Regions from separate parts of the Mus musculus genome. Here regions 1, 2 and 3 are each linked to region 4. Evidence: chromatin loops called from intact Hi-C (ENCODE). Cell type or tissue: left cerebral cortex. All regions are shown on one strand.

Region 1 (8,000 bases), 65 kb before region 4:
TGTGAATCATTCATTTATTTTGATGTATTACCAATCAAGAGGCAGTCTAGCCTTTTAAAAGTACAGAAATAAATTATGTCAAGAGTAAGTTCTAAAAAAACCAAACTCTGTAAGCCAATTTTTCAACTAATCCAGTTGTAGTGTTTACCATACTACATTCACAAGTTTTTAAACATTTTACAAAATGTTCAGCTTTTTCCTTTCACAACCTTGCCTTTTTATTAAACACCGAATAAAACAAAAGAGCTCTTACCAGGATCCATTGAAGGAGGGTCAGGAACCCAGCTAGGGGGAGCTATGGGGGGTGAAACTGGATCCTGGTGGTCACTGGATGAAGCTCCAGCCTCATGTCTACCCAAACCAGCTGCTCTCAATGAACGTCTCATCATTTCTCGTAATCTCAAACTAGAAGGACATGGACAAAATCGGAACTCATTACCGTGGCTCACCTAACAAGAGGCATGTATATAGAAGCTCTCATCTGAGAAGGTCAAGACTGGTCTATAAGCAAACACTCCAGGCATGGGAATGAAGGGCAAATGCCAAGTCTATAATAGCTCACAGAATGAGTCAGTAGAGGACAGAGATGAAGCTAGGGAGTCTAGCATCCAGTGCATTACAGTAGCTCCCTAAAGACTTAAGCAAAGGAAACAAAAGTCTCAGTGAAGAAGAATTAGAAATAGTCTTTTGTGCATTTAGGATAAATGAACAGCTAGACATTAGAAGAGTGTTTCAGTCCTATTTCCTAAAAATTAAGTTTAGTAACGAATATCAATAAAACTACTGATTAGTACAAAATGAAATTAGTCTACTAAATCCCTTTTCTGTAACTCAAAAGCAATTAAACTAATATCCACATGAGCAATTTTAAAACCAAGAACATTAAGTGTTTTAATACCCAGAAGTCCCCCAAAACCAAAAACAACAAAACAAAACCAAAAGCCTCAATAGCATAATTCACATCTTCAAGAAATTAAACTAAAAGTGTTACTACCTGGGGCTTGATTTGGTTATTTTTCCTTCTGTTATGTAAAAAGAACACTGTATAGCTGGTTTACACCACTAAAACGATTACTCACGACTTCATTGTGGGACCTGGTGCCTTCCTACACAAAAACCTGTATTGTACATGAATAAAAGCTTCCAACAGCCATGCAGTCACGCTTAGGAATAATAGAAATTAAAAGAGCCAAATCCCTTCATTGAGCCACACTTTTTAAAGCTTCTAAATAAAAACTCAATTGTCAGGGTAAGATAACACATAGGGACTTCTGTTTTCCATGCAGCCATAATCCCAAAGACATGACTTCTAGTGTGAGATCTGACACTTTGAGATGAGAACATAAATGACCCTAAGTGATTGTTAGTGTTTGAGTCTCCAACTGTAAGAACTATTTAATCTCTGAGTAAATGTTTTTCCACATCAACCTAGTATTGCTTTTGTGAGATAGAAAGGGCATGTCCAATTCTTTTATAAGATGCTACTTCCAGAATTTCAGATTGTAGAAGCTTATTTGTGCTATACTTTTTTGAATAAACACTGAAAGACCCCACAAAGTAAATTTTAATGTCTCAAATAATATATTACTTATTATAATATTCACTCCTATAAATATATATTAAACAATCCCCCCCTCACCAATTTAGAAATTTAATTTAATTAAAAGTTTTTGATTAAAAGTTTTTGTAAGACAGAAGAGAACAGAGTGCCATGACTATTTCAGTCAACGTCACTTCTCAAAGTCATCACTCCAGAGAAAAAAAAGCCGCTTTCTTTCTTCCCCCTGACAGAATCCCCCAGTGACTGTACACTGTGAAGATGGGGAAAATGCAGTAAGAACCTGAGAATAGACGTGGGCCTGGGGCTTCAAGGAGCATGCTCATTCCAAGTACACAGTGAGATGCCTACTGGGTAGGAAATATACAGGAAGTGACTGTAAAGGCAAGTCAGGCGTGAGGTAACACAGGCAGTGGCAAACTAGAGGTATATATACATGGTCATCTAAAGGCATTCAGATCTTAAAAAAATTAACACTACATAGGCCAAAGAAAACACGTGTGGGGTATTCTCCAACTGCTAGCTTAGAGTACATTAAAAAGGAAGGAAGGAAACTGAGAGCACAGTCTCATCTTGAACTTGCAAACTCCCAGCTTTGTTGTTGTGATGTAGTCAATTCAATATTAATGAGGGGGTCATTCTTTGTCATGTTTTTAAATTGTCCTTAACCTTTTTCTTCATTAGGTCTTGGGAACATTTAAGTATATTGCCCAGCTCCTCATACAGATTCTTAAAAAATAAAAAAACAAAAAGAAAAAGAAAATTCATCTTCAAGACGCTGTACACAATTCATGGATTCACCTGGATCCTCAGCCACTGAGGACAGCACTGAGGCGAGGCCACCTTGGCTGCCAAGATTCAGGGTTTTGACATTTCTTCACAAAGGCTTGCCCGGAGTCATCGTGTTTTCTGACAATATGGAAGAATTCAAGGATGGTGTAATTTCCTCTTTGTAAGCACGTTATGTCCATGCTACAGAAGCCTTAGAATCCAGTCATGTTCAAATATACCACTGTGACAAAAAAGTGAAGGTCATGTGTCTTCCAGATTAACAATCGCTAGAGTATACACACCTGCAATCAGATGCATCAACCAAGCTTTCCACTAAATCTGCCCTTTGAACTCAGGAGCTATTGAGTCACATGATAGCATCATCAGAAGTCATTACAGTATTCCTTTCCACAGTGAAACTGCATCAGCTCTGAGCTCACAGCTCAGGAATCCCAGCCTGCATACTCATCAGGGGCATCGCCTAGAAAATCCATTGTAGGCTAGTGGAGGGTCTCACGTCAGTGAAGCAGTCTGTGCACTTCCTACTGCCCGGCGAGGATGAATAGCCTCCTGTGCTGCCATCGGTTCAGCCGGCAGCCCTGAGTTTGCACTGGGTAAGAGCACTGCAGTGGAATCTTCGGCAAATCCCTCAAAGGAGCTTACTCTGCAAACTTATCTCTGTGAGCAACTCTTCGCCCACGCTTGAAGCTCCTTTTAGTCTTTGCCTTCAAAATAATCCTTATATGAAAAAAGATGGCAGTATTGGCACTGAACCAACCATACCAGAGTCCAAAGTGATTGACACCTGCAATTTCCCTGAGGAAGTGAAATACCTGAAATAATTCAGACTAATTTCTTCATGAAGAATTTAAGTTGTTTTCCATTTTGAAGTCAACACTTTGCTTAATGCATTTCTAAATAAATAAGCTGATAATAATTTCCATTCTGTGTAGTATACATAAAGTTTCTGTACTATTTAAAATTATAATTTGATCATCCACAGGATTTTTTTAAGTGTTCCTTTTGGATCTTTTTGAGCTCAGGAACCTATCAACCTGGTAGCCTTCCTAATGCCAATTTAAGAAGAAAAAAAAAAAAACCAACAGCACTTTGAAAGGGGAAGATGAGGTTCAGCAGAAAGGAGGCAAATAGAACTTGATCTGAAGCAGCTTGCCACCTGTCACAGGACCACCCAGGCATCAGTGCTTCACCAACCACTTGTCAATAACCAACAACTCTGACTTAAATATCACAAATAAATTTGTTTTTCCTACAGAAAACTACTGAACTCTTTATTTATCACGTAGCCAAGTACCTAACAATTTTAAATAAGTTATTAAATAGCTTATATAAAGGACCATCCATCCAACAGCTCAGAAAACATAGAAAATTTTAAAATCAAGCATTCAAAATACACACCAGCCTTTCATTTCTTCCCCGGCCATTAAGACATCTGAGGAATGGACCTAAAGAAAACAACTACCTAGGAAGAATGGTAATTTCAGAAAAGATGAAGTCTGAGCTGTGTTTTCAAATGATCCTGCTTATCAAGTGTGAGAGATCCTAGTGTTCAGAGCTGAACTCTAATTAGTCAGGCATTGTCCCAGTGTTATTGGAAGGAGCCAAAAACAAAACAAAAGAGAACCCATCAATTCATGCACATGACAGTAAGACACACACTGCTTTCTGTACTTGGACTTTTTTCCTCCAATTAAAGTTTCCTTGTAAAAATCATATTACCTTCGACTATTTGATGATCCAGCCCGATTACCTGGGCCGTTACTTGAAACAACTGATATTGCATTTGCAATGGCCTCCACAGCAGAAAGCCTTTCAGCAAATGTATTTCTTTCTGAGCGCTCAGCTTCTGAAACATAAGAAAGAAATTTAGATTTAACCTTTGGAAACAACTGACAGTACACATACTGGCCAGGAAATACTAAGTCGTGTGTGCTAGCGCTTCAAGTAACAAAGTAACCATGCTCTTAACATCATCAAGGATGTGAGAGACTAAACCAGGTCGTTCACTCAGTTTCTTTACTCTGCCTTATTTCAACAACATTTAAACATAAACTTTAGTGGACTTAAATTTTTTTTATTAAGTAACTTTTACTATTAAGTAAAAATAAAAAGATTCAATCATTAGTATATCAGTCTCAGTTTATAAGCTACTTATAAACAAACCCTAGTGATTTTGATGACATTAAAAATGAAACCCACAGTCGCATTTCAAAATGCAGTGTCCACAGTAGCATCAGCAGAATTCAAAATAATTACCAAGTTGTACTTTAGGGTCTTCCTTCATTTAACTAATAAAAAAATCCATGGCAAAAACAACAATAACAAGAAACCCCACATACTCTTATTTTCCAGTAACATTTTTTAGCCTTCTAAATTCCAAGCAACAGAACAAAAACTTGATCTAGGAGGCTTAAAATACCACATTCCTACTGTAAATTCATTGGGGATTACAGGTGGGAAGTGGCCGGATAGACAGGCAGCTCACAGCTATTAAGAGCACTTTCCATATCACAGGACAGTGGTAGCACAAGCCTTTAATCCCATTACTCAGGAGGCAAAGGCAGGTGAATATTTATGGGTTCAAGACCAGCCTTGAGTCTCAAGAGCCACAAAGAGAAACCTGGCCTCAAAACAAACAAAAACCAAAAACCGAGCACTCACTGCTCACGTTCAACTACAGCTCCCTCCGAGGAGATCCAAAGCTCCTGGCCTCCCTAGAACTGGCACACATGTCAGATAGACAGACAGACATGTAGATTAAAAATAAAGGTTTAAGGGGGTGGAGAGATGGCCCAGCAATTAAGAATACACACTACTCTTCCAGGGGACTAAAGTAAGGTTCTCAACACAATGTGGCTCACAGCTGCCTGCTCTAAAGTCCAGCTCCATCCAGGGATCAATCGGGACTTCTCCGACACCTAGCACTCACCAATGTACACATAACCACCCACAGACATACACACGTACATGTAATGTAAAATATGAAGGTTTTTAAAGTTATTTGTACTTATAAAATTAGTGAAGTACATTTAGGATCAACACAGATCAAACTTATTATCTGCTTCCACATCTAACCCTTAGAAATATTTTTACCACATAATAAAAGTCAGACCTTCCAAGACCACATAAAGTAAAAAGGATACAAGTTCTTTCTCTACAAGAGTCTTCTTTTCCTAGAGTTCTTGCAAAGGCTTTGTTATGGTTCCGAATCTTACCCTCTTCTTCTTTAGTTTCCTTATTGCTGGTTGGAAAGCAAACTGATACACAAGCATGTAAAATGTTCCGGTTCCCATCACATCTGTGGCTGATGAACGTCTGTAACATCTGCAGGTTCTGCTCTAAAACCACGGCTTGCTCCAGATTCACGAGATACTGTCGGCAGGCCTCGTAGTCACATCTGAGAATGTGCTGCATTAAGGTTTGCTTCTGTTCTCGGGCAAAAGAGGGCAAACACTTCAATGAAACTAAACACCAAATATGTCAAAAATTACATACATGAGAACTGCCTCATGGCCACTATAATATAATGGTATCTTCAAGGAAATAGAAATTGATCATAAGTGGCCTGGCAAATGAACTCATCTATACTCTGTGAAGAGAGTATGCAAGCGAGAACAAAGTAAAGAACACGAGGGAAATGCCTTCAGTATTCCAAACCACCTCAACCTGTAGCCAGTAGAAAAGCAGTCAACACGCTGAGTAGCTGAACGAGAATGCCTGCATGTGATACACAACCGTGCCTGGTGACGCCCTGGGGTGCACTCCAGCTTTCAAATTACAACTCTAGCAATACTGTCAGCCAATTAAGCAAAGGATGTATATTTTATTCCAGACTGATTTTTCAGCACCTCGTTGTTTTAAGAGTTACATTTCAGGGCCCACGAGAAGGTTCAGGGGTAAAGTACTTGCTACCAAGCCAGACCACCTGAGATCAATCCCCAAAACCCACATGGTGAGGAAAATTAACTCCCACAAGCTGTGATCTGGCTTCCATACATACCTCTATAACCACACCACAATCATGGGTATGCACAATAACAAAGATTTATAAAAAGTTACATTATGTTGGCCTAGTGGGCCATCATTGGGAAGAGAGGCCCCTTGGTCTTGCAAACTTTATATGCTCCAGTACAGGGGAACGCCAGGGCCAAGAAGTGGGAGTGGGTGTGTAGTGGAGCAAGGGGGGAGGGGGACCTAGGGGACTTCTGGGATAGCATTTGAAATGTAAATGAAGAAAATATCTAATAAAAAAATGTGGGAAAAAAGATACATTCTATTGTGATACATGAAATACAAAACTTTTGACTCTCTAGGAATCATGATGGGTGTAAATTCCAAAGTCAATGACAGATCTACAAAAGACATTAACGATGCTGTAAGGTATACATAGAAAATATCATTAGCTGTCTCACAACAAAAAGAAGTAGTTTGATTACTGGAAAGATGGCTCATCAATTAAAAATAGATGATATTTTTGCAAAGAACCCAGAATGAGTTCCCAGAGCCCATAGCCTTCTGTAATTCGTAGTCCCAAGGGATCTGACACTACTCTGGCTTCCTCCGGCACCAACACACATGCTGCACAAACACATGTTTGCAAATATTTATATACATATAAAATCAAATCTTTTGAACAAACAAAAAATAGTATAGAAATGAAAACTAAAATTATGGAACCCTTAATAGATTATAAAGCACTTGTTTTATTCTAAAAAGCAAACTCATTTTTTGTACAAACAGGTATGTATGAAAATACAAAGGCACGAAGAAAAGGGCACTGAACCTTGCCAGAAACCTGCCTAAATAAAGTCTCCCTTGCCTAGACTTATGGGGAAGAAGGGGCCCTAGAGGGCTCACTGTCCAAACGGGACAGTAAATCTTAAAGGATCTGGCACATGTGAGAAAGCCGTTTTCACTCTGGGCAAACTGAGGCGAAAGACAAACCCTTTGCAGAAACCAAAAACCCAGTATGTGGGCAGCACGTGGTTTCCTTTCCTTCTGTGTACACAGCATACTCCTCATGGTACATGGGTAACACTTGTGTTTCCTTGCTTTGTGTACCAGGATATACAGCACACTAGTCACTTGGCTGGCACCAAACTCTACAGAAAGCTCATAACCATCCTCTGACCTAACCCCGACTGGCACTGTCAGTGTCATGCTTAGCTATGCTGCAAGACTCACCCTATAGCAAAGGGCACAGGGGATTAAAAAAAAATCCGCAGCTCTACCCATGTCACATTTAAATCACTCAACTTGGTTGTCTCTCTCAGTCTTCAGATTTCTGATTTTCTTGTTTATTTCCCATTGCCCTTGTAGATATATGATAAACATCCTCAAGGTCACATGTCTAAAAGCAAAGAACCTATGCTAACTCTACCTCCTAAACTTCTTTAGATGCTCCAAAAATAGCAGCTTCATTCTTGCAAACCTTTGGCTGTCAAGATAGCCCAGCAGAGAGAAGTGTTCTGTTGTGGAATCCTGACAACTCTGGCTCCATCCCCAGAACCCAAGTAAAAAGAGAAACAACTCTACAAAGCTGCGTGCTGACCTCTAAATGTGTACCTTGGCATACATGTACACATGTGCAAGCTTATACACATGTACACACACACACACGCACACGCACAGATAGAGATAATTTTGAATG
Region 2 (8,000 bases), 170 kb after region 4:
TGTGTTTCTCTATGTGTATAAGTGTTTTGCCTAATTATGTGTATACAAACCACATTCGTGCCTGGTGCCTGCAGAGGTCAGAAGAGGGTGTCTGGTTACCTGGTATTATGGTTACGACCCCCCATGTGGGTACTGGGAACTGAACCTGGGTCCTCTGCAAGAACAGCCAGTGCTCTTAACAACTGAGCCAACTCTCCAGCCAAAAACATGCATCACTCAGGTTGGGAACTCAGATGTTTTTAAATCCTCAGAAGGTGACACATCAAGGCTGAGAGCCAGTGCCTCAGGCCTATCACTGACAGATATTAACCAACCTTCTCACCTGGGCATGGTGGTACCATACCCCATAAGAGTTCATTGTTATTTTGTTTTTGTTGGGTTTTCTTTTTGGGTTGGGTTGGGTTGAGTTGGGTTTTGGAGACAGCATTTCTCGTTGTAGTCCTCTATTACCTGATATTCAAGACCAGGCTGGTCTTGAACTCACAGAGATCCACCTGCCTCTGCCTCTCGAGTGCTGTGAATAAAGGTGTGTGCTCCACCACCGCCTGGCTGAGTTATCATTTCCTAAGATATTCTTATAACAAGGTCAGGGTGTAGCTCAGTTGGTAGAGTTTCCCTAACCTGCTCAGAGTTCAACCCCAGCATAGCATAAACCAGGTGTGGCAGCTCAAGCCGGAACCACAGAACTTTGGAAGTGGAGGAAGAAAGATCATGGACGTTATCATTGGTTACACTGATGTGTTTACGACCGGCCAAAATAAATTGTACAAAAAAAAGAAACATTTCTTATCTGGTGTTTACATACAGGGAGCAAGCAGTTAGCTATCATTTATGTTACTTTTAGGAGACATGGAATAGAGAGCAGATCAGACCTAGATGCAGGTGTGACATGCATGAGCAGGGCATTCAGAGTGGAGCCTGGGAGGCAGGCAAGGCTGAGTGAGGATGCTGGGCAGGACCCGTATCTGTCAGGAAGTTCCTCATCCTCTGTCACCTCCATAACTCTGCATGTGGCCTCAGTGTAAAAGTGTCAGCCAGTGGGGGTGGGGGTGCGGTGGGGTGGTGTAGATGCTATAACTCTCAGCTCTGCCAACTGTCTGGAAACTAGAGACATCTCTTATCTGGTGAGAGGATAAGAAGTAAGTGGGGGTGGAGTTGGGGGTGGGGTGGAGAGTAAACAGGACAGGTGTTACAGTTTCTCTAGCACTCTTCAGAAAGTTGGACTAAACTCCTCTCAGTTTCTGTGTGATGAGGTCAAGGCATGAGGAAGATAGAGAATAAACTTCATTGCGTGGCAAGATCTTCACAGGTAACAGTAACCAAACAGGCTTGCTGGTCTTTGCTACCCACACGGCTGTTTATTACCCCTGGAACAGGTCACTTGCTCTCACCCTTTGTTCCAAAAGAGCCTTATGCTGCTAGAGTAGAAGCTGTTTACCAAGGTTGCTTTACCATCCTTTGTTATTCCAAAAGATGTGGGATGCTCTCTGACCAATGCTCAGACTGGGCAGGAGGGGTGTGTGTGTGTGTATGTGTGTGTGTGTGTGTGTGTTTGTCCTAAAGTGGTAGGTTTCCCAAGTAGTCAGGAACTGGACAGATTCTTAGCATTGACCTAAAATAAAGCAGAGTGAAGAACCGTGTTGGCTCCTTCAGGTGGTCGGTCTGCCCGTCTGTCCTGATCACAAGTCAGGCCTGCTTGCATTTGAAACATAAGACATAGAGGACAGGAGGCTGCACTCTTTTTTTTTTTTTTTTTTTTTTTTAGATTCTTCTCCTGTTGTATTTTGCTCAAGATATTTTCCCCAAAATTAGTTGAGAATCATGATGTTGAGACCTCAAAAACAGGGTGACTGACCATAGAGGGGCAGGGAGAAAAGAGCTGTAACTTGCTCCTAGGGACTGGAGAAAATTTTAAAAATAAATAAAAAGAAAAAGGAAGGTTGGAGTCCATCAGTGCTAGTCATCCTCTCCTCCCCTTCACCCTCATCATCTTCACCTTCATCCTCAACTCCTTCATCGATATCTTCCAACCCTTCCTCTCATCATCATCACCTGCCTCTCCTTCTTCATCATCCCTATTAGGAACCAAATAGTCCTGCAAGGGATTTGGCCAAATGTCATCTTTGATGACCTCTGCTAGCTCGTCAGCACCTGCGTCAGGATGGTCAGTAAACCAGGTAAAGCAGCTCTCTGGCTCTTCGTGCTGCCTCTTCCTGCTGGCCTTACGCTGCATTCGACTTGAGCGCTTTGTCAAATCCTTTCCAGATTGCCATTTGATTTCGGTGGACTTTGAAGACGGACAAAGTCATTCAGATGAAATTCTTTGGAGAGAACCTTGTTTTCAGAGTAAGGATTTTCATCAAAATAAAAATCTATTCTGTAACCTGATTTAATGTCTTCAAATTCTGTCACTTCAACTCTGGTCAAATAATGCAGAGCCTCCTCGTCCTCCTCCTCGTCCTCCTCCTCGTCCTCCTCCTCGTCCTCCTCCTCGTCCTCCTCCTCGTCCTCCTCCTCGTCCTCCTCCCCAAGCGGTGCAGACACTTGTGGATGGTTGACGAATGTTGTTACCAAAAATTTGAGATTTTGGAGATCCATTCTGACCTCTTCTGAAAAAATGGTTGGCGGAGTTTGTTATATTTTTGTTCTACTTTCAACATTCCCTCGCTGGCTTGTTCATTAAGTCTGTCTATTTTATTTTGTACTTCATCAATACGTTCAGTTGCTTCTTGCTGTTCCTTTTCTCCTTTTGGCAGGCCGGGAGAGGCCGACTTGTCCTTCAGCTTCGGGGCAGCAGCCAGTATGGGTTTCTTGGGCTGAGGCAGGATCGCAGATTACTGCTTCAGGGCCATGGAGTGAGGGAGGTGGCCGGGAGGCAGAGGCCAGTCCCCCCCACCCCCACCCCACCCCCACCCCCACCCCACCCCCACCCCCGATGTTCACAGCAGGAAGAAACTCGCAGCACCCTTAATTCTGAGACTAACATCCTATTGACTTGTCAGGGTGGAGAGTTGGAGACTAGCGTAATCTTCAACAAGTACAAATAAATGCTGCTGTCGGCATTCCTACCGAGCCACAGTCATTTATTTCAAACCCAGTTGTGAGAGTGTGGCAGTAAGAACGATTTCAGCCATTTTCAGGGTACCTTTCTCTTGGGGTCGTATTAAGATTCTGGGGTCACAGTTAGGCAGCTCTGCCCAACCCGGGCAATGGAACTATATAATGGGTCACCACCATCCAGTGTCCTGCCAAGGTCAGGGAGACTCTTCAGGCCGGGCCCACTACCAGCTGCCCTGTGTCCACTCATTGACAGTCGTGTGCTATTTGTCAAGTTTCGAGCCCATGAGGTCGGATTGTTATGGTAACCCCTACCTGTTGCCGTCATCAAACTATATTTTCAGTGGCTTGAGAAATAATTCGTGTTCCTTGCTCATGCACAAACCCAGAGCAGGTCTTCCTAATTGTTGTCTTTCTGTGGTCCAGGTGCCTTTTAATCTTGTGACTCCTTCCTGGAGTCTCGAAATGCTTTATGCTCAGAAAGAGAAGCCTCTTGCTAGGCTCCCTGCCTAGGAAATGCCTTGGTTTGCTTCTCCCCTACCCTATTGGCAAGAACTACTCACGTGGTGCCCCAGGTTTGAGGAATTCTGGGAAATGTAGTTCCTGGCCGGGCCACTCTATAAACTGGAAAAGGAACCCCAGGAAATGTGGCTTTGTGTTTCAGTTTGCAATCTTTGCCACACCCTCGATGACTCAATTCTAGCTAGCAACCACAATTCCTGGTTCACTGGAAAACAGAGCCATTGAGACATCCTGTTATCTTTTCCCTGCCAAATCTGTCAAGCTGTGAGCCCACACTCTTTCTTCTCTCTTGCTAGTGCAATGGAATGTTACAGGCTCCTTCTTAATCCTCTGTTTTGATTGAAGATGTCAAAACTAAGCTTAGCGCTAAGCAAGCTAAGGAGCCCCTAAGAAGGATGCTAGACTGCTCTGCTGGGGAGCCCCTCTGGCCAGCACCCAGGGATCAGAGTTGTCTAAAAGTTGTGTGTGCACGAACGGGCATGGGTGTGTGTGTGCAGTTCCCTCCCCTCGTGTGTAGGCTGAGCCTCTTGATTTGCCTCTACTGAATGGAATACCCCAAATGTCATGGCTGGGTTATAAGAAGATTGGGCTGTGGTTGGTTCTGTAGCTCGGTAGTATTTTCCCAGCATGCACAAGTCCATACTCATCTCATAAAATAAATAAGGAATAAAAATTTTAAAGGCTGTGTTCCACTGAGCCCATCCGTTCCTTGCTCACTGTGAAGTCAGCCACCCCACCAAGAATTGCCCCATGGAGACACTCAATGGTGAGGAATTGACATCACCTCTACCCACCCATCAGTAGGGGCCACCAATGACAGCCACAGAGTGAGCTTGGGAGTAGATTCTCTTCAGGAGGATTTCTAGATGACCGCAGTCCACAAGACAACTTGACATTAGTTTTGGGAGGGAGTCTGGGACAGAAGCAGAGGCTAAAAGTACATGAATTACTTTTCTGTAATTCTGGTCCCAGGTTATCTCGTGCCTTCTTCTGGCCTCCCAGACCATTACACATAGGTGCTACACAGAAATGTATGCAGGCAAAACATCCACATACATAAAATAATAAACACTTTTTAAATAAAAAATAATAAATAATTCAAGGCCAGGCTCAGCTTGGCAGGGAATTCCAGGACAACCTGGGCTACATGAGATCTTGTCTCAAAGAGCAGGGGTGGGGTGGGGGTAGAGCTTATCTTCAAAACCAGTTATATTTTGAAATATTAGGAGTTTGGATTTGAATATGTGAGATGGGGTGAGGTATAATTCATTTCATAATCACACAAAACTAAGACTGTAAGCAACAGCCTAGGATAAAGCGGGGGACTAGCAGAAGAGAACTTGGTAAAACTCTGAGAGGGTGGGGCATAGTCAATGAAGCATTTGCCACTCAAGCAAAAGGACCTGAATTCCCCAGGACATTGTTGTTGTTTTTTGTTTGTTTGTTTGTTTCAAGCTGGAGCGGTGACACACATGTGGCTGAAAGACCAAGGAACCACGTCTGCCCATAGCCCTCATGCAAGGAGGACTCTGGTAGAAGTGGCTAGTGGCAATCTGAAACACTCCCTTGTCAGCACATCAGCAGGCCAAGGAAGCTTTCAGGGAATGCTCTGAGGGCCTGCACTGTAGGAGAATGGCGCTGCTTTCAAACAGCCCCATTTCCAACAGGCAAGAGTGCCTGAGAGTGCCTCCTTTCTACCAGGGGCCAGAGGGGTTAGGTAGTGTGTCTGCCAAGCAAGCCAGAACCATAGGATTCAAGCAAGGCCTTTTCTGCCCACCTATCACCCATCATCACCTTCTCCCTGCACATAGAAGCAGAGTGTGGTATAAGACAGAGAGGTGCGAGGGGAAAGGTAAGACAGGACTCGGATTGCCTGTGTCCAGGCAGGCCCTCATAGAGACAGGAAGAGTTTTTTGTTTTTTTATTTTATTTTATTTTATTTTTTTCGAGACAGGGTTTCTCTGTGTAGTCCTGGCTGTCCTGGAACTCACTCTGTAGACCAGGCTGGCCTCGAACTCAGAAATCCGCCTGCCTCTGCCTCCCAAGTGCTGGGATTAAAAGGGTGCGCCAGCACGGCCCGGCGAGTTTTTTTGTTTGTTTTGTTTTTTGATTTTTTTTAAATGAACCACCACCATTCCTGGCTCGATATGAAGACACACGGAATATTTTAGTTTTTGAAGACGAGATAAACCGAATGCATCGAGCAGTGAACGGAAAGATCTGAGAGATCCAAGGAAAATGGGGACATTTTTGATTCCGATAAAGCATTGCCAAAGGGGTAAAGGAGCTGTCATAGCGCAGGCAGTGGCTCCGCCACTAGGGGGCACCACTGTGCGGGAACGCAGAGGGCTTCCGAGAGCAGGAAGCCATGCTAATTGTCAAGAAGTAAGCCAGTGACTGCATTTCTTTTTTTTTTTTTTTTTTTTTAGATTTATTTATTTATTTATTATATGTAAGTACACTGTAGCTGTCTTCAGACACTCCAGAAGAGGGGGTCAGATCTCGTTACGGGTGGTTGTGAGCCACCATGTGGTTGCTGGGATTTGAACTCTGGACCTTTGGAGGAGCAGTCGGGTGCTCCTACCCACTGAGCCATCTCACCAGCCCCCGTGACTGCATTTCTATTTCTTAATTTAGACCTTAAAGCATGTGACAAATACAATAAAAAAGAGACTGTCAAGTGGAGTTAGAAAAGGCCGCAGGTTTTTGTTTTGTTTTGTCAAATGCCTCCTAGAGAATAGCGGGCCCATTATTAGAGGAGTATTTTAATGCAGAGTAATGCAGAACAGACTATAACAGAGGCGCCATTTCTCACCTTTGCGGTGGGAGTTCTGCTTTGATTTTTTTGGTTTTTTGGTTCACCCTACCTGGAAATGGGTGCAAACCCTGCTATCTGGAGAGGCAATGCTGTCTGCATGGTTTGCTTTCCTTCTTGAATGTTTCTTGTGTTGTTTTTGACGCTGTGGGGGATGGAGCAAAGAGAGACCTGGGAGCTCTCAGCCTCTCTGGCTTTATTTAGAATTTAAAGGAGGGCTCCATCACCCCCTAGCGGTGAGCCCAGGTCTCCTTCGGGCCAGGCACCACGCTGGCGAACGGGAGGTGTGCTGCAACACCCGGGGACAGACAGCAGGCAGGTTATCTGCACCCCAACCTCTGGTTCAAGAAAGAACCCAGGAGGCCTTGGTTAGGGAAGGAGGTCACTGTGCAAGAGAGGGATGGGTCCCGTTGAGAGCAGAAGGAATATTGTCCCCAGCTATCTAAATCCTTCCACAGGCCACCCCCTACATACTTCTCATGGAAACGGCTACAACAACTGTAGTTAGTGTATTTTGCTTGGTTGCTTTTGTTTTGTTCTTTGTAGTCCAAGTAAGCTAGGAACTCCCAGTGATTCTCCTGCCTCAGCCTCCAGAGTATTCATATTAGATGTGTGAGCCACCATGCTTATTTTGAAGGCCACCATGAAATGGAATTTGTTACAGTGACAGAAACAATCTGTGTCTTAGGGTCTTACTGCTGTGAAGAGACACCATGACCAAGGCAACTCTTCCAAAGAAAAATGTGTTTGGGGCTGGTTTACAGTTTCAGAGATTTAGTTCCTTATCGTCTTGGTGGGCAGCACGGCAGCGTCCAGGCAGGTATGATGCTTGGGAAGAGCCGAGAGTTCTACATCTTGATCCACAGGTATCAAAAGGGCATTGTGGCCCACACTGGATGTAGCTTGAGTATATATGACCTCAAAGCCTGCCTCCACAGAGACACACTTCTGCCAACAAGGCCACACCTCCTAACAGTACCCCTCGTTTATTGTCAAGCATTCAGACACGTCAATCAGGACCATTCCTATGAAGCCACCCCAGTCTGTGCCATCCAACGTAGTTGCCGTATGCGGTGACCATAAACCTCTCCCAGCTCTGGAGACTTTCCAGTGCCTACTTTTTGCTATTGTTGACTACTGCAGCTAAGTGACGGCACGTAAGACACTGAGACATGAGGATCATAAGTTCAAGGCCAGCTAAGTTTACAAGGTGAGCCAGAGGTCAATCTTGGCTACATAGGAAGACCTTATCTTGGAAGAAAAGAAGAACAGAAAGAAGGAAGGAAGGAAGGAAGAAATTTGTTTTTATTTAATTGTCTCTTTCTTATTTAGAAGTGCATGTGTATCTGTTGTTTGCAGCACCGAGCGGTACAATTCTAGAAAGACACTGAATGGGAGGCCTTTGTAACTCTGGCATGGCACATGGGAAAGGCTACTGCCTTAGATAAGATGCAAATCAGTACTGTGTATAATTTTATCTTGTAGGTAGGCATCAAACCACACCTAATCAGATACACACTCATTATCCGTCCTCCAGTAAGCCTTCTCTTCTCACCTTTTTATTATGTCCACTGAGAGTTTTGAGGTCATGCCTGGAGAGCTAAGA
Region 3 (8,000 bases), 120 kb after region 4:
TCCACATCCATCTTTGGTATACTGAGGCGAGCATTAGGCTTAAATAGAGGAGGGACCGGAGCGAGCAGTGGGCGAGAGCTGTGCAGAACTGAGCAGTTCTGTCAAGGTCAGCTCTCAGTGGCCATTCCTCAGCTCTGCTTCAGCAAAGTGGGCAAAGCACTGAAGTGGTTCTCAACCTGTGGGTCGTGACCCCTGTGCAGGTCACGTGACCTTTACACAGGGTTAACTAAGACTATTGGAAAATGCAGATATTTACATTACTATATATATATATATATATATATATATATATTTTTTTTTTTTTTTTTTTTTTTTTTTTTGGTTTTTTCGAGACAGGGTTTCTCTGTGTAGCTCTGGCTGTCCTGGAACTCACTTTGTAGACCAGGCTGGCCTCGAACTCAGAGATCCGCCTGCCTCTGCCTCCCAAGTGCTGGGATTAAAGGCGCGCACCTCCACACCTGGCAGTTGAGAACTTTTCAAAGGTGTTTTATAAGCAATCTAGCTCTCAGAGGATGACTCCTCCTGGGCTGGAGAGATGGCTCACAACCATCTGAAATTAGTCGCCTTCCTTTGGCCTCTGTGGGCACTGCATGCAAATGGTGCACAGACAAACATTCATACACAAAATATAATAAAATATTTTTAAAATGCCTCCCCCAAAAGAAACAAACAAACAAAAACTCTAGAGCTGGTTTATTACAGAAAAGAGGGGCAGCAGGTTAGGTCTCTCTCCCAGGCCCATTTACCTACAAGGTTTCCTGGAAAGGGAGAAGACTTTCACTATCATGGGCCACATGCCACTTTGCTCAGAATGTGCCTGCCCTTGTGTTAGAAGTCCCTCTGTGTGGAGACCTCATCATGCTAGTGGGTTCAAAGGAAAGCATGCTAACACTCAGGATTGGATCTGGGATTTTGGTCTTTGTCTAGGTTAAGATTTCATTGCTGTGAAGAGACACCATGACCATGGCAGCTCTTATAAAGGACGACATTTAACTGGGGCTGACTTACAGGTTCAGAGGTTTAATTTAGTTCATGATCATCATGACAGAAAACACGGCAGCATGCCAGAAGACATAGTGCTAGAGAAGCAGCTGAGAGTTCTGCATCTTGATCTGAAGGCGTAGCTTGAGCATAGGAGACTTCAAAGCCCACCCCCACAGTGACTTACTTCTTCCAACAAGGCCACACTCACTTTAATAAGGCCACAACTTCTAAGAGTCCCTATGAGCCAAGCATTCAAACACATGAGTCTATGGGGGCATACTTATTCAAGCCACCACAATGGTAACCGGTGAGTCTATGCAAGAGGCTGCTGCAGCTGGCCCCATGAGCTGCATCTCCCAGTCCCAACTCTGTGTCCACACAGCCTTCCGTCTTCATCGGCAGCTTCCTTCTCTTCACAAACTTTCCCCTCTTTAATTTTATTTTTTAAGAAGGTTATTTTTATTTTATGTGTATGTTTGCTGTATGTTTGCAAGCATGTGTGTGCCTGGTGCCCAGGAAGACCAGAAGTCAGCAGATCCCCTGGAACTGTAGTTACAGGTCGTTGTGAGCTACCACGTGGGCTCTGGGAACTGAATCTGGGTCCTTGGTAAAAGTAGCGAGTGCTCTTAAGTACGTTTATTTTATTTTTTAAGATGTATTTATTTTATTTATATGAATACACTGTAGCTGTCTTCAGACACACCGGAAGAAGGCATTGGATCTCATTGCAGATGGTTGTGAGCCACCATATGGTTGCTGGGAATTGAACTCAGGACCTCTGTGAGAGCAGTCAGCGCTCTTAACCACTGAGCCATCTCCAGCCCTCCTTACTTTTATTTTTAAAATTACATTTATGCATATGTGTATGTATTTTGTGTGTATATGTTTGTATGTATGTAATATATATGTATGTGTATGTGTATGTGTATGTGTATGTGTATGTGTATGTATATGTATATGTATATGTAGGCATCCACATGCCCTAGCAGGCTTGGACTGGTCAGAGAACAACTTTCAGGAATTGGTTCTCCTTCTACCATGTGGACTCTGGGAACTGAGCTCAGATTGTGGCTTGATGGCAGGCACCTTTACCAGTTGAGTTGACTCCAATTTTCCCTCTTTAAAAAGGACACCAAACAGAATGGGTGACAGTCCCTTTGGATGGTCTTATAACTAGATTTGCCTGTATCAGAGACCCTGCTTACGAATAGATCACATTTGGAATTTCACCGGTATGAATTTCAACATATCTTTTGTGGGAGCACAATTTAACCCAGAGAGATAGCATTGAGCTACCATCTAAGTCTGAGTGGCCTTGAAGTGGTGCTGCCTCAGCCGAGCCAAAGGACCCTCTGGGGTGTGGTGAGACTTATATTTTGCTTTTGTTTTTTGTTTATTTGTTTGTTTGTTTATTTTTCAACTTGACAGAAGCTAGAATTATCTGGGTAGAAAAACTTCAATTCAGAAATGTCAGGGCTAGAGAGACAGCTCAGTAGTTAAGAACACTAACTGCTCTTTCAGAGAACCCAGGTTCAATTCCCAGCACCCACATGGCAGCTCACAACTGTTTGTAACTTCAGTTCTAGGTCACCTGACATTTTCACAGAGAATGCACATGAAAAATAAAGGGGGAGGTTCCATTATAATGCTTATAGACAAGTCTGTGGAGGATTTTCTTGATTGCTAACTGATAGGAAAGGGCACCCTCCTGGGGTAGTACCAGAACCGAGGTGATGGCCCTGCTGTGCTATTAGGAAGTGGGTTGAGCAAACCACAAGGAGCAAGCAGGTACCCAGTTCTCCCTCCTCCAGGATCCTGCCTACCTTCAGTGATGGAGTGTGCCTTGAGATGTAAAAGCAGAAATTCGCCCTTTCCTCCGCAAATTAGTTTGGTCATGGTGTATTATGACAGTAATTGAAACCCTGACTAGGACGCGGGGTTTGCATCGTTTCAGTCCCTGCACTTAGCTGCAGGAGAACCCAGGAAACAGCTGCTGTAGTAGTGTGAATTTGTTAGCTAATAAGGGAAGCAGGTGCCCTTAGGAGCTTGCAAGCCTCCACTTCACAGTGTAGGAAGCGTCCCGCCCTCTGAAAGGCAGTTCACTGTACCTTCGTTATTTCTTTTTCAGCTGAAACTCTTTGGAGGAACTTATAATGAGCTAGTCAACATTACTAAGATACTCTGACTCATATCGTTTTAGTCTGGTTAGAGTAAAGTTGGCTCATTATAATACCGAATTACACATATCTAAAATACGTGTCTTCCCCCACCCTCCGCCCCTGTACTTTCCTTTTGACCTATGACCTCAAAATGAGCATGCTCAAAGATGTACGCCTGAAACTGCGCATGCCCAGAACTGTGCCCCTCGTGCCTATGCATGCTCTTTTACGTTACTCTGAATGGACCCTTCAAGCTTCTCCTCTTCAGTGAGAGCAGCGTTTGGGAAAATAGCCCCGTTTCAGTCCTTACTGGCTGTAGATGAGACATCTCTCTCCTCTTTCCTGTTCTGGCATGTGGTGTTTGTAATCCCTGAGGTGGGCCCCAGACATAGCAGACACATTGTAGGACACTTGTTACTGTTTGCTTCACAGAGCGGAAACAGGCCTAATGGCCTGGTGAGGTCAGCAGACAAAGATTAGATCCCCCGAGGACTCCAACGGTTCTGAAAGGTGGGACTTGTCTGCGTCACTGCCACCCCTGTTGGTCCTCCCTGTCCTGTAGCTAGGTAAGAACCAGCCAATCAGTGGTTGGGTATGGTGACAGTCCAGTCTCCGTGGGTCACGTGGCTCACTCAGCCTTAACTATCGTCATCACAGGAAAACAGGAGTGAAATGTTTCTCCCCCTGGTCAGACTGTTACAGTCCTTGGGTTTTGTGATGAATACCATGGTCAATTGAGGAATGATCTGGAAACCACACTAGGGAGCCCTGTGTCAAAGATGGCAATCGCCTGCCCCCCAGCCCTACACATTAGGACCCCAGTCTAGGCATGGGCTCCAGCTTTCTCAGTTAACTCCCAGACAATGTTTAATAGATTTTAGTATTTCCACTCTGTTTCCATTTAAAAGAGCTGAAGCCCATGGCTATCAAGGAAGTGATGGTAAAGTCCCTGCTGCAAGACACTACAGTCTCCCAGCACGCGCAGACACACAGAGGGGAGAGGGGAGGGGGGGGAGAGAGAGAGAGAGAGAGAGAGAGAGAGAGAGAGAGAGAGAGAGAGAGAGAGAGAGAGAGAGAGAGAGAGAGAGAGACCCTCACTCACTCAGCAGCGCTTAAGCTCAAAATAGTGCAATGGCCTTCACCTTGAGAGAGCGCCCCTTTGCTCTCCAGGAACCTTGCCTCTCCCGAGTGGTACCACAGGTTTGGCTCATTGCTCACTGACCATCAAAGCAACCAACAAAGGTCCTCCTCTGCTTCCCTTTGTTTACCCCCGCCTCTGCCTCCGGTACTCCGCCTCCGCCACACTGCAGGCTTACCCAGCACCTTTTATTTTTAGGACCTCAAAATGTTCAGAACAAGACATTTTTTTTTCTTATTGTCTTGTGTTCATGACTTGGAAAATGGAAATCACAGACTATTATGAGCATAATGACTCCAGTGATTATGCAACAAAGAGCTCAAGATAAAGTACCGGAGGAGAGGCTCCTCCTGGCTCCGGCCGTGGGGGAGGGATCTGGCTGCCAACAAGAATAAACCCAGCTGTACTTCAGCTTCCAAAGCCACTGACCAAGCTCCTACAGGGGACTTGCTGGTCAACTGCTTCTTCCTAGCAGGGACCCGAGTGACAGGCAGGGAGCCATGGACTGTCTGGACTTGAGGTTCATCCATGGTAGCCATTTCATCAGTTATTTTAAAAGCATTGCAAATCAGAAGAGCAGTTCGGCACGTTCTCTGTCATTATTTTTTTCTACCAGAGACATATTAATATGGATGTGGCTAGCAGGCTCCAAGCTTTGAATTGCTCTCATTAAATCACAGCTGGCTGGGAACTCGCGGCAGTCCTGCGCCTTTATTTCTTAAGCCGATTTTATAATGAAATTAAAATGGACTCCTCCTGACATCCCTTCCCTGGAAGCCAGCAGCTTAGCCCTCTGGGGGAGTGGGTTCTGATGACGTTCTATTCTCAAAAGAAATGCATATGCGATTTTAGTAATTAAAACATTTAATTTGGTGATTACCTTCACAAAAAGAAACTGCTGGAATTGTCTCGGTAGGGGAATGTTCCATCCAGCTGTTACAGCTGGGGGGCTCTTCCCTTTATGAGAACAGCCCACCTGCTTGGGATGATGTCCTGGGGCCACTCACCACATCCGGGGTTTTCTGAGAGGAAGTATGTCTAACCAGATAGCCCCAACACTATTATTTTCCTCTGCTGACATGCATAGTTGGTTTCTGAGACATAGTATCTATTTTTTACCAAGAGGTAAGGAAAAAGCTGATTCATTGTACCTCCAAGGGAATCCCTTCTGGGAGGATCATACCCAGAAGGAGGATAGACATTGCATAGAACCGCTTTTGCACTTAAATAAAACTAGTGCCCTGAGGTAAATTCACCCAGGAAGCTTGTTAGATGAAGGGATACTTAGACCCCACCCTAATACCCGCTGAGCCTGCAAGAGCCTGGCTTGGGGATGGCGGCGGGGTGGGTGGGGGGAGAGAGAGATGGGGGATAGAGAGAGGGGGTGAGGGGGAGCGCGGGGGGGAGGGGCGGGCGGGGAGCTGGCAGATACTCGGAACTCTGGCTACTTAACAAGCTCCCTTATCGATTCATTTGTTCCCTGTAGTTCGGGGGCCACAGACACGGGAGGCATCTACAGATCAGCAGTTAGGGTGTCACCCTGAGTCACTTAGGGAATGGTGGTGTTTCACCTTTGATTAGGGGCAGCTGAGCTTATCTACCTGGAAGACTGCTTTGTTTGGAAATGACAAAGTAGAAAATGAGGTGCAATTAAGCTTTTCACAAAGCAGCTAATCATCTCATCCCTTCCAGTACCACAGAGCCAGCCTTCCTGTCCCTGGATAGTTAGGAAAGTCAGTAAGACTCCATATTGTGTGGGCTGGAGGGAGGGCGTGCAAAAGCCCCGACATTTTGTAGCCAGCCCCAGAGTAGAGCAGACCCCTCGGGTCTCTTAGTCTCACCCCCTGCTGTGTTCAGACTCTTAGAAACTACAGAGAAAGAGTCTGTCACGTTTGCTGGTGGTTCTTTTTTTATTCTATTTTTAAATCTTTTTTCCCCTTCAGTAGATTCCAAATGCCAGCTCAAGGGAGACCTGGGCTGGGCTGAGCCTATCAGCCTCCCGGGAGCCAATTAAAAATATGGATACCTGCACTATTGTTAAATGGCTTGGAAGCTGCACTCTGAAATCTGGTGCCAGGCTTGGCACTTGGGAACTGCTGTGAGCTGAGAGTACTTGTTAGGTCATGGTGTTATTAGAAATAATTTCACAGAGAAATGTTGTGAAGCAAAAGGAGACTTCCATGTCAGCAGGCGGGACCTGACCCCGGTGAGGTCAACCAGCTGTACCCATAGGATATCCTTACCAATGAGAGCTCAAAGATTCGCTCTAAGGAGAGGCCGTGCAACACCTGTCCTCTATTTAGCACTGGCAACTTCTTGATCCTAATTTCATAGGCTGCTATCTCTTATATTTGGGGGCAGGGTGGATGGAGTCTCACCTGAGCAGAAGCTGTAATTCAGGCTAGCCTCGAACTCATAATAATCCCCATGCTTCTAAATTACAGATGTCCACCACCAGGTCCAGCTCCATTGGAAAAGATTTTTAAAGCAGATTTCTTTTTTCTTTTTTTATTCTCCTAAGCAGAGAGAACGTAGGTCTATTAAGGAGAAGTGAGAAAGAGCTTTAGAGAGTAGGAGAGGTGCCTACTCTTACAGAGATGTTTTTGTGTTTGGTTAGGTGAATACTCAGGTGTGCAATCAGAGAGGAAAAGAAACAGCCCAGGTTTGTACTGGTTTTGGTTTCTTTGGGATGGATACTCCTTGTGTGGTAGATTTCCTCTCTTCTTCTTCCTTCCCTCCTGTCCCTTTTCTTTCTTTCTTCTCTGTCTTCTTCCTTTGTGTGAGTGTTGAGGCCTCCAGCTCTCTAAACAGTCCCCACCAGCCCCACCTTGACAGGTTCATGACCACAGTTTGAGGTGGCATTGTTTGACTCTGGTGCCTCTGCTCCCTCACAACTCTGGATAGTTCCATACTCCCAGAAGATCATCCTGCAGACAGTCATCTGTGTGTCACTGTGGTACCATGGGCTGAGCGCTCCCAAACCCTCTCTCTAGGTTTGCTGTGAGGAGAGCTCTGCCCCAGGGGCACTGTTATGGCCAACTCCTTAGCAAGCAGGGTATGCAGAAGGAGCAGGAGCTAAGAGCTTATGGCAGTGAAGGTAGACATGAGGACACACACCTATGAGCCCTGCACTTGTGATGCAGAAGGAGGAGGGTTGCTTCCGAGGTCCAAGGCAACCCAGGCTCTGTAGTGAGAGCAGCCTGACAAGAGCCACATAGAAGGCTTGGATGAGAACAAACAACAGAACTGAAAGAGGGAGAAAGGGTGTTTGTGAATTCTGCCCCTGGTAACGCAGCGAAGATGGAGTTCAGAGAAAAGGAAATGGAGATGCTGCCTGCTGCCTCAGAATGCAGGGAGCTGAGTGCTGAGCCAGCTGCAGCCAGAAAGAAAGGGGGGGCGGACACAACAAGACACAGCTAGATACCACAGGGAGAAAGAGTGCGCACACAACACGGCTAGAGTGTGGTAACACTTACCCCTTGAGGTAGAGTGGAGTGGAATATATCCAATTAATCATTCAAATTTGTTCCTGAGGAACCAGGATGCTCAGATACAAATTTCAAAAACTTAAAACTGCTCTAGGATGTGAAACCTGTGATAGATATGAAATTAACACATATTTGCCTAAGTAGATTACAGTGTGATAGGTAAATAATAGAAATGAAAGCAAGGGTTGCTGGGAAATAGCTCATTTGCATGAGTGAAGAAATGGGAGCAGC
Region 4 (8,000 bases):
AGCACTAGGGAGAGGTTAAGAAAGTCAATTCTCAGACCAAGAAAAAAAAAAGGTGTTGGGCATAAGCTGTCAAACTCCAGAATACCAAAGTCTGCTGACTGAATACACTTCCAATAATTTTGCTCTTTAAAGGTGAAATCAACTCACCACAAAGAAAGTACATGCCACATATACATATGGACTGTATAAAATCTTGTTGGGGTCCTGGTGCCCAGGTTCAGCAAGCGTATGATCTCCTAATGACCTCAGTTTGTTCCCTGGAACCCACAGCAGAAATGGAGAACAGAGTCCTGTGAGCCTCCACACACATCCTGTGGCGCTCACTCTTACACACACATCATAAGCATTTAAAAATATTTTTTGGTGAACCAGATAAGATGGTTCACTGGGTAAAGATCCTTGCCTGACAAGATTCCCAGAACCCAAACTGTAAGGGCAGGTGTTCCTCTGACCTCACTCCACCACTGTGCTGTGTGGCGCACTCACATACACACATATTTTTAAATGGCTTTGAAAATGTTAAATAGAACTGGTTTGTTATATATTACACAGAATATGTAATTAGCAAATAAATTTCTAGCAATGAGTAAAAACACTGCACTTCTGGGACAGGTGTGCGTGCTAAGGCTGAGGTGCCTGTAGTCCAACCAAACCAAGTGGGAAAGGGTCCAGGCGGCGGTACCCCACCCACCGTGCATGTTTCAACTGTAGCTCACAGTCCATCTCTGGTTCCATTCTGTAAATCCCTTCAGCTCACTGTGAGGAGAATGACCTACAACTTCTCACTTCTCAGGCGTTCTCCAAGGCGGTACTTCCAGATTTCCCTTTAGTCCTTGGGCTTCAACAGGAACTAACACAAATTCACTGGGAGGCTGGGGAATGGCTCTGTAGGTAAAGTACTACCTACGAACCATGGGGGTCCAAATTCCATTTCCAGAAGCAACATTTAAATAAAAATGGACTCTTCTGCCACAAACCAACTACCTCAGGCCATGAACTCTACAGCTAAGCATCACAGTAACAGGTCTCCGGTCTTACCTAATGCACTTCCCTAGTTTTACTTATCTACCACCTTAACAATCATATTTTAAGTGAAAGTCACTTGTCTTTTCCCTTACTTCATAAAACACTCGTGCCAGGGGCCTAAAAAGATGGCGCAGCAGTTAACAACACTTGCTGCTTTTGCTGAGGTTGTGGGTCCATTTCATCACCCGTATCCAGCAGCTCACAGTATTCAATCTCCAATCCGGGGATCTGACACCCTATTCTGACCTCCTCCTACACCAGCTGCACACATGGTACTGATGGATACATGCAGGCACTCACATATACACATAAAATAAAAACAAACTAAGGACTCAGCCCAAGCGTTGCTGCACACGTCCATAATCCCAGCAACCAGGAGGCTAAGGCAAGAAGATTGTCAATCAACCCAGCCTGGGCAACAGAGACACTGTCTGCCCGTCTACTTATCTAGATAGACAGACACAGATACACACACACAAAGTGTGCACTCCGACAACAAAGTCACAAGCAAGTACCTAAATATTCTTAATACAGTACATGGGCTTTAGGAAAAGCTGAGACTCGGAAAATAACAGATTTTTAAAAAGATCCTGTGTGTAAATTTCTCAAACACCTGAAGTTTAAAAACAAAAAAACACTAAGTGAGGCAGTGGTGGGGCCCGCCTTTGATCCCAGCACTTGGGAGGCAGAGGCAGGCGGATTTCTGTGCTCGAGGCCAGCCTGGTCTACAGAGTGAGTTCCAGGGCAGCCAGGACTACAGAGAAACCCTGTCTCAAAAAACAAAAACAAAAAACTAAGAAGTGATTCAAAAGGTCCAACACACACAGGAGATATAGGACAGTTAGTAAAGTATCTGTCTGGAAGCAGGAAGCCCTGGATTCTATTCCCCAGGTAAACTGGGTGTGGTGGCTCAGGCCTGTAATCACTGAACTGGGGAGGTAGAGGCAGTAGGGTAGGAAGTGCAAGGTCATTATCCTACAGATACGTAGTGAATTCTAGGCCAGCCAGGATTCTGCCTACATAAGTAAATAATAAATAGAAGATTGGTAGCACAAAGACTAAGATCTTGGCATGCACTCTCAATAAATACACTAAAATTCTTGGTACATAAAGTTAGGACCACCACAAAAAGCATGCCCTACTTCTCTGGTGCAAATTTCAAAGTTACAAGCAAAATGACTCAAACATGACCAACACACTTCTCTAAATGGCAGTAGAGCTTTCCTCCCCACTAATCTGATTCTAAGATTTACACCCCCCCCCCAAGCCTTCTGTTGAAGTTGTAAGCATCTCTAATGAAAGTAAGTCAGAGTAAGGATCCTATAACAAAATGTTTAAATTAAAAAATTGTTAACTATAAGACAACTCCAAGTAGTTGATTTTTTTTTTTTTTTTTTGGTTTTTCGAGACAGGGTTTCTCTGTATAGCCCTGGCTGTCCTGGAGCTCACTTTGTAGACCAGGCTGGCCTCGAACTCAGAAATCCGCCTGCCTCTGCCTCCCGAGTGCTGGGATTAAAGGCGTGCGCCACCACGCCCGGCTCGTAGTTGATCTTTTCAACAGGCATTTTGAGTTTTACAAACATGTATTTAAACAATAGGCTACAGTAAAGATTAGACAAATCCCCACCCCAAGCCAGAAACTAGACTGCCAGCCCAGGATCTAAAAGCTGCCAGACCAAGGTAAAGGTAACACTCACACATTAGAGGCCAAGCTAGGTCTCTTCCTCTCTCCGGGAAGAGCATGACAAACTGGGCGTCACACAACGTAAGTCACCCGGTCACTTAGCAAAAATTACACCTTGAATCTAAACTTGATGGCCTTCCACACGCAAAAGAAATATGGGCCAGCAGCGACGTATGCGGGGAGAAGGAAGCTTAAAACGATCCACTTTCCGACCTGTAAACATTTGGCCCATCATTAGATGTGAGTCCTAGATCTCAAGACATGCTTTAATGGAGGCCTCCCTCAACCTCCGAGTCTGTTTTGCAACAGTACAGGGACTTTTTTTCCTGCTTTATCTTAGGTCCCAGTGAGCATGTGGCCCTGCAACTCAATTCAATATCCTAAAGTGGTAAGACACAGTGGCAGAGCGAAGGGGAAAAAAATCCAAATCAAAACAGCCTTAAGAGATTTTTCAAATATTTTAAATCAAAATTCCTCCTCTGCCCGTAACAAACCCAACCCAGAAATTCACAGCGCGTTAAGCAGCACTGCGAACTGCAAACCGAAGAATTTTCCTTTGACACTCCACTCACGGTTTTCAGCTGTCAAATTACAACTCCAGAAAACACTATCATTAGAATAAAAAAGGAAACAAAAAGGCTCTCACCGCAGGGGCCCAGGAGCAGTTTGGCAGTACCAAGGCGAAGGAAGGAGAGCAAAGGGAATCCAATCCACTTCCCCAACCCCCGCCTGACTTCATTCCCCTCCCGGGGCAGTCAACCTCACTGCAGGGGCTCAAATCTAATAATAATAACAATAATCATGGCGCTCCCTCCCTCCTCCCCCTCCCAACCCGCGGTCTGCCGGGAATCTCTCCCCCACCCCCACCCCGCCTCCCCGGGGAAACCCAGCCCCCGGGACACGACTCGCGGGAGCCCCCGAACCCGCCGCTCCTCTTCCCTCTCTTTTCCACCTCCACCATCCCCCATCCGCATTGTCTGTCTCAATTCAACTTTGACTAATATGGATTCCTCGGGCCTGGGCCGGGAGCCCCCGGCTCCGCCGAGTTCAACGAGGCTCCTCGCGGGAGGGGGAGGGGGCAGCGCGCCGGGCCGTCTACACCGCAGCCGCGTCCACACCGCGCCGGCCCCCGCCCCGCGGCCCGAGGCTCCCAAGTTTGGCCCACACCGGGCCTACAGGGGGCGGTAGGGCCCCCGGCGCGGCCGTGGGGGAGGGGAAAAAGGAGGGAGGTGCCCCTCCCCCGCCCCATTACCTGTCATTGAGCTGGTCCTCGGTGCCCGGCAGCGGGTGGACCACGAAATGGATGGACGTCATGGTACCGCCTGCGCGCCCCGCTCCCGGGAACGAGCCGCTCCCGCTGTCGTCCGGCCCCCCGATCCCCTTCCCGTCCCCGGATCCCACGGCCGCCGCCACCGCCTCCTCCTCCCGGTCCCCAAACGGAGGGCCGCGAGCGCGCAGGGACCGCCGCCTCCCCGCCGAGCGTGTGTCCGCGGCCCGGCGGCCCGGCGCGGCGGGCGGGAGGGCGGATCAACGCGCCGCCCGCTCGGCCGGCCACGGCGCGCACGGACGAGGGCAGCCCGGAGCGCGGCGAGCGGCGGGTGGAGAGGTGCCGGGGCGGACGCGGCGGACGCGGGGAGCGGGGAGGGACAGCAGCCCGCAGCGCGCGTCACTGGCGACGAACCGCCGCCGCCAGCGCCGCCGCCGCCATCTTCACTTCTGCCCCAGTTTCTCCGTCTCGCAGCCTGGGCGCCGATCGGCGGGGGAGGGGCGGAGGGCGGGGCCGCGGGGGCGGGGCTCTGCGCGCGGGGCGGGGCTCCGGGAAACGGGCGGCCGGGCCCCAGCGATTGGGCCGCTTAACGTTGTCGGGCCACGGTGCTGTAAGGTGCTCGCCTATTGGCGCGCTGGGCCGCGAGCCCGGCCCCCCGGGGCGGGGCGGCGTGTTCCAGAGAGCACGTGCTCGGGAAGCCGGGCGAAAGGGCACGCGCGCCGGGTTTCTTTTCCTCCCGGATCCCTAATGGTTGTGCATATGCGAATGGCTTGTTGTTGTTTCTCGTCCTCCAGCCGCATTTATACTTAAGAGAAATGTACCCCGAGGAACCAGAGATGCTCCGCTTCCTACGGCAGGCAGTTACGTAAGAGCCTTATCAAAACCTGATAGTAGGATCTTGGAAGTGACTGTGTAGCAGCTTTCATCAGCACTACCATCGTGCAACGTGGAAATTTCCACTTTTTAGTTATTCGTGTGGTTTTTATATGGGGGTGGTTGTGTGTGTGTATACTTTAATGAAAGATGATATGCATCTGTTGTAGGGAGATTTCTTGTGACCTGGGGTATCAGAACTACAACTTATGAAATTCTTCCTCCTCCGCGTACCCTCACTCCCGAACCGGTACAGTTTCCCTCTTAAAGTTTTCTGTGATCCTTTCGAAATATCGAATTCCGCTGAAAGCATGAAGCCTCTTCTCCAGTCTGTAACAGTCGTTCGTTAAATCGGGTATACAACATTAATGATTGCACAGCAGAGCAGTTTTCTTCTCTTCTTTAGTTTAGGAAGTTCTTTTGAGAATACATGAAAAATTAGATATCAAGATTTACTGGGTACACCATGAGACAGATAAGGAATAATTTTTAGTTGGCCATCAGCTCCAGTTTTCACCTAGATAAACTACAAAGTGTTCAAGGCTGGTCAATGATGCACACCTTTGTCCCAGCACTCAGAAGACAGAGGCAGACAGACATCTTAAGTTGTGGGCCAGCCTGATCTAAGAGTTCCAGGCCAGTTAGAACTACACAGTAAGACCTTGTGTCAGTCAATTAATAGTGAGTTAAGCCACTGAAAGCGCTGCATCCCATGACTACCAACCATCCTGTAATTGCTACTTTGATTTTTTTTTCCCCTCAAGTCCGTGTGATGGACACTGCTGGTTCTAGAGTCAGACAAAGTAGAATTTCAGTCCTGATTCTGCTACTTAACCAAGTGGCCTTAATTATTTACCCAGTTACAGCATTTTGTTATACACTGGGTCTAAATACTGTATGTCAAGCAAAAAGATGTGTCAGGCACACAGCAGTTCATACACATAATGAAAGATTTTTAACATATTGTGTGCACTGCTTTATACTGCCAATGGCTCCAAGTACAGTACACCTCACTCTAAGGCAAAGGATGTCCTGGCTAGCCCGGCAGTGGTGATCCACACCTTTAATCTCAATGCTCCAGGGAGGTAGGCAGAGATCTTTCTGTTCCAAGCCAGCCTGGTCTACACAGTGAGTTCAGGAAAGCTAGGAATACACACAGAGAAACCCTGTCTAGGAGAGGTGGAAAAAAGTCCTTGTTGCATAAGGATTCCAGAGCCCAAACACCTTAGTGCTGAGGCTCAGACAAAAAGCAGTTGTGACTCTGAGTCCGTTCACAATATAATAGCTCCCATCTAGTAGTTAATAATTTAGAAGTATGTAAAACCAATCCAAAAAGATAGGCATGATAAACGCAACGAGAGTGCAGTTAAAAGAGGGAATGGTTCCAGCCAAGAGAACTAAGAAAAGTCATAGGCAGAGAGAGCCTCAAGGATGCTCTGAGCATGTCGGCTTCAGATGCTCTTGACCAGGGCTCACACCGGGCCCCTCCGCTTTGCCATGTTTTTTTCTTCCAAACCTCCCTTCTCCACCTTCCTTTCCATTATGTGTCCAGCCTCATTTATCCACTCCTAGTTTTTTGTACCTAAAGTTCAGACTCTCTCCTCACTCAAAGCATGTAGTAGTAATCATATATTACATGAAGAAATAAGGTTGGGGGGTGGCAGTGTGGTGGTTTGAATAAAAATGCCCCACCCCGGCCAGGCAGTGGTGGCACACACTTTAATCCCAGCACTTGGGAAGCAGAGGCAGGTGAATTTCTGAGTTTGAGGCCAGCATGGTCTACAGAGTGAGTTAAAGGACAGACAGAGCTATCCAGAGAAACCCTTTTTCGGGGGGGGGGGGTACCCCACCCTTTGTCCTCTTCCTCTTCTTTCTCCTCCTCTTCCTCTTTTTCCTCTTCCTCCTCTTCTCCTTCTCTTCCTAATCCTTCTCCTTTGCCTCACCTCTCCTCTTCCTCTTCCTCCCCACCCTCATGTTCCTGAAGATCAGAATATTGAACTCTTGGCTACTTCTACAGCACCATGTCTATATTTGTGCTTCCATGTTCTCTGCCATGATGATAATGGTCTAAACCTCTGAAACTGTAAGCAATCTTCTGACCAAATGCTGTCTTTTATAAGAGTGGCCTTGGTCATGGTGTCTCTTCACAGAAGAAGAACAGAGACAATGACAGAAGTTGGTACCAGCAATGGGGTATTGCCTGACCATGCTGCTTGTTGGTAGAATGTGGACTTTGGAACTTCGGACTAGAAAAATGGTTGGATGTTTTAACAGGGCATAATGGGCCACTCTAGTAGCAACATGAAAGGCAGTGCTGAGGATGACTTGAACTGTGGGGGCCCAGATCAAGAAGTTTTAGAGAGGAATACTATTAGCATGTGGCCTATAGATCATAATTGTGATATTTTGGTGAAGAATGTTATGCTCTAGTCCATAAAATCTTCCTGAAGCTAAATTGAAGAGTTTTGGACTAGTGAAGTTGGCAGAGAGATTTCAATACTGCCTAGTATTGGCTGTGCTGTTACCACTCTTATGAATGTATGTAATGATAAAGGCTGGACAAGGGGAAATAACAAAATGTGCAGTTTGAGGAGAAAAAGGAGAACCAGGAAGTGCAATAGAGCCTAAGGCCAGGGCTTAAGGGATAAAAGGCTTTAAAGGAAAGCTTGATGCTAAATGGAATGAAGGAATAATGGCCTCATACCCCACCCAAGTAAGATTCCAACTTGTAAAAAGGAATTAAAGGGAACCTTGAGCAGTAAAGGAAACCATCAACAACAGAGAAGCTAATACAAATGTAACTCGGGCCAAGTTCCAGCCCCATCAAGCAGCAGAACTTGGCAGCCTTGTCCATGTGGTTGTGATTTAGAGTTAAGAATACAAGAAAAGGGTTGTGGAATCTCCCTCTGTGGCTAAGGAAAGCCACTGAGGCCAGGTGAGCATCTCTGGTATCCCTACCTAGAGTCCCAGAGAGGCCATTTCAAAGAGTTTCACTCCCTGGTGACTAAGCATCCAAATATACAAGCCCATGGGAGCCGTTTTTATCCAAACCACACCACTGCCATTGCATGAAAGTATGAAGGTAAAACCTGGATTGTGTTAAAGACCCCAAGAGATTGGAGATCCCAGTATCTTGAGATACCTGTCAAG

What was found. A loop is a pair of places that touch in the nucleus more often than their neighbours do. Peaks named below come from ENCODE experiments on the same cell type or tissue, not always from the same donor. Only the 100,000 strongest peaks of a DNase experiment are listed, where the experiment ranks them.
Region 1: a loop joins it to region 4, with 2.2 times the contacts of the local background. A loop is called at or near these places in 5 of 42 quality-filtered maps.
Region 2: a loop joins it to region 4, with 7 times the contacts of the local background. A loop is called at or near these places in 14 of 42 quality-filtered maps.
Region 3: it touches region 4 in a loop (4-fold over the local background); 7 of 42 quality-filtered maps call a loop at or near these places.

What each region holds. Positions count from the first base shown.
Region 1 is chr15:38,009,373-38,017,372 of GRCm38, forward strand. Ubr5 (ubiquitin protein ligase E3 component n-recognin 5) reads right to left here. Exons shown (of 59, transcript NM_001112721.2): 21 at 5,566-5,776; 22 at 4,070-4,196; 23 at 254-405. It overlaps Gm49085 (a long non-coding RNA gene), which reads left to right. Exons shown (of 2, transcript XR_003951596.1): 2 at 2,243-3,428. Among named protein-coding and RNA genes, the nearest start is that of Gm22353, 45 kb to the right of the region's middle. In left cerebral cortex, no CTCF peak of the experiment used is centred here; DNase peaks (open chromatin) are centred at 3,018 and 5,720.
Region 2 is chr15:38,241,397-38,249,396 of GRCm38, forward strand. It overlaps the pseudogene Gm8705. Among named protein-coding and RNA genes, the nearest start is that of Odf1, 26 kb to the left of the region's middle. In left cerebral cortex, CTCF peaks have their summits at 5,903 (motif pointing right) and 6,630; DNase peaks (open chromatin) are centred at 3,692, 4,400, 5,891 and 6,610; H3K4me3 peaks cover 365 bases; H3K27ac peaks cover 741 bases.
Region 3 is chr15:38,194,323-38,202,322 of GRCm38, forward strand. Gm35167 (a long non-coding RNA gene) reads right to left here and starts at 5,359. Exons shown (of 3, transcript XR_383954.2): 1 at 5,162-5,359. In left cerebral cortex, no CTCF peak of the experiment used is centred here; DNase peaks (open chromatin) are centred at 3,231, 3,847, 4,577, 4,916 and 4 more places; H3K4me3 peaks cover 1,551 bases; H3K27ac peaks cover 2,212 bases.
Region 4 is chr15:38,074,402-38,082,401 of GRCm38, forward strand. It overlaps Ubr5 (ubiquitin protein ligase E3 component n-recognin 5), which reads right to left and starts at 4,453. Exons shown (of 59, transcript NM_001112721.2): 1 at 3,963-4,453. The coding sequence starts at 4,024. In left cerebral cortex, a CTCF peak has its summit at 3,882 (motif pointing right); DNase peaks (open chromatin) are centred at 2,743, 3,065, 3,348, 3,903 and 1 more place; H3K4me3 peaks cover 2,919 bases; H3K27ac peaks cover 2,094 bases.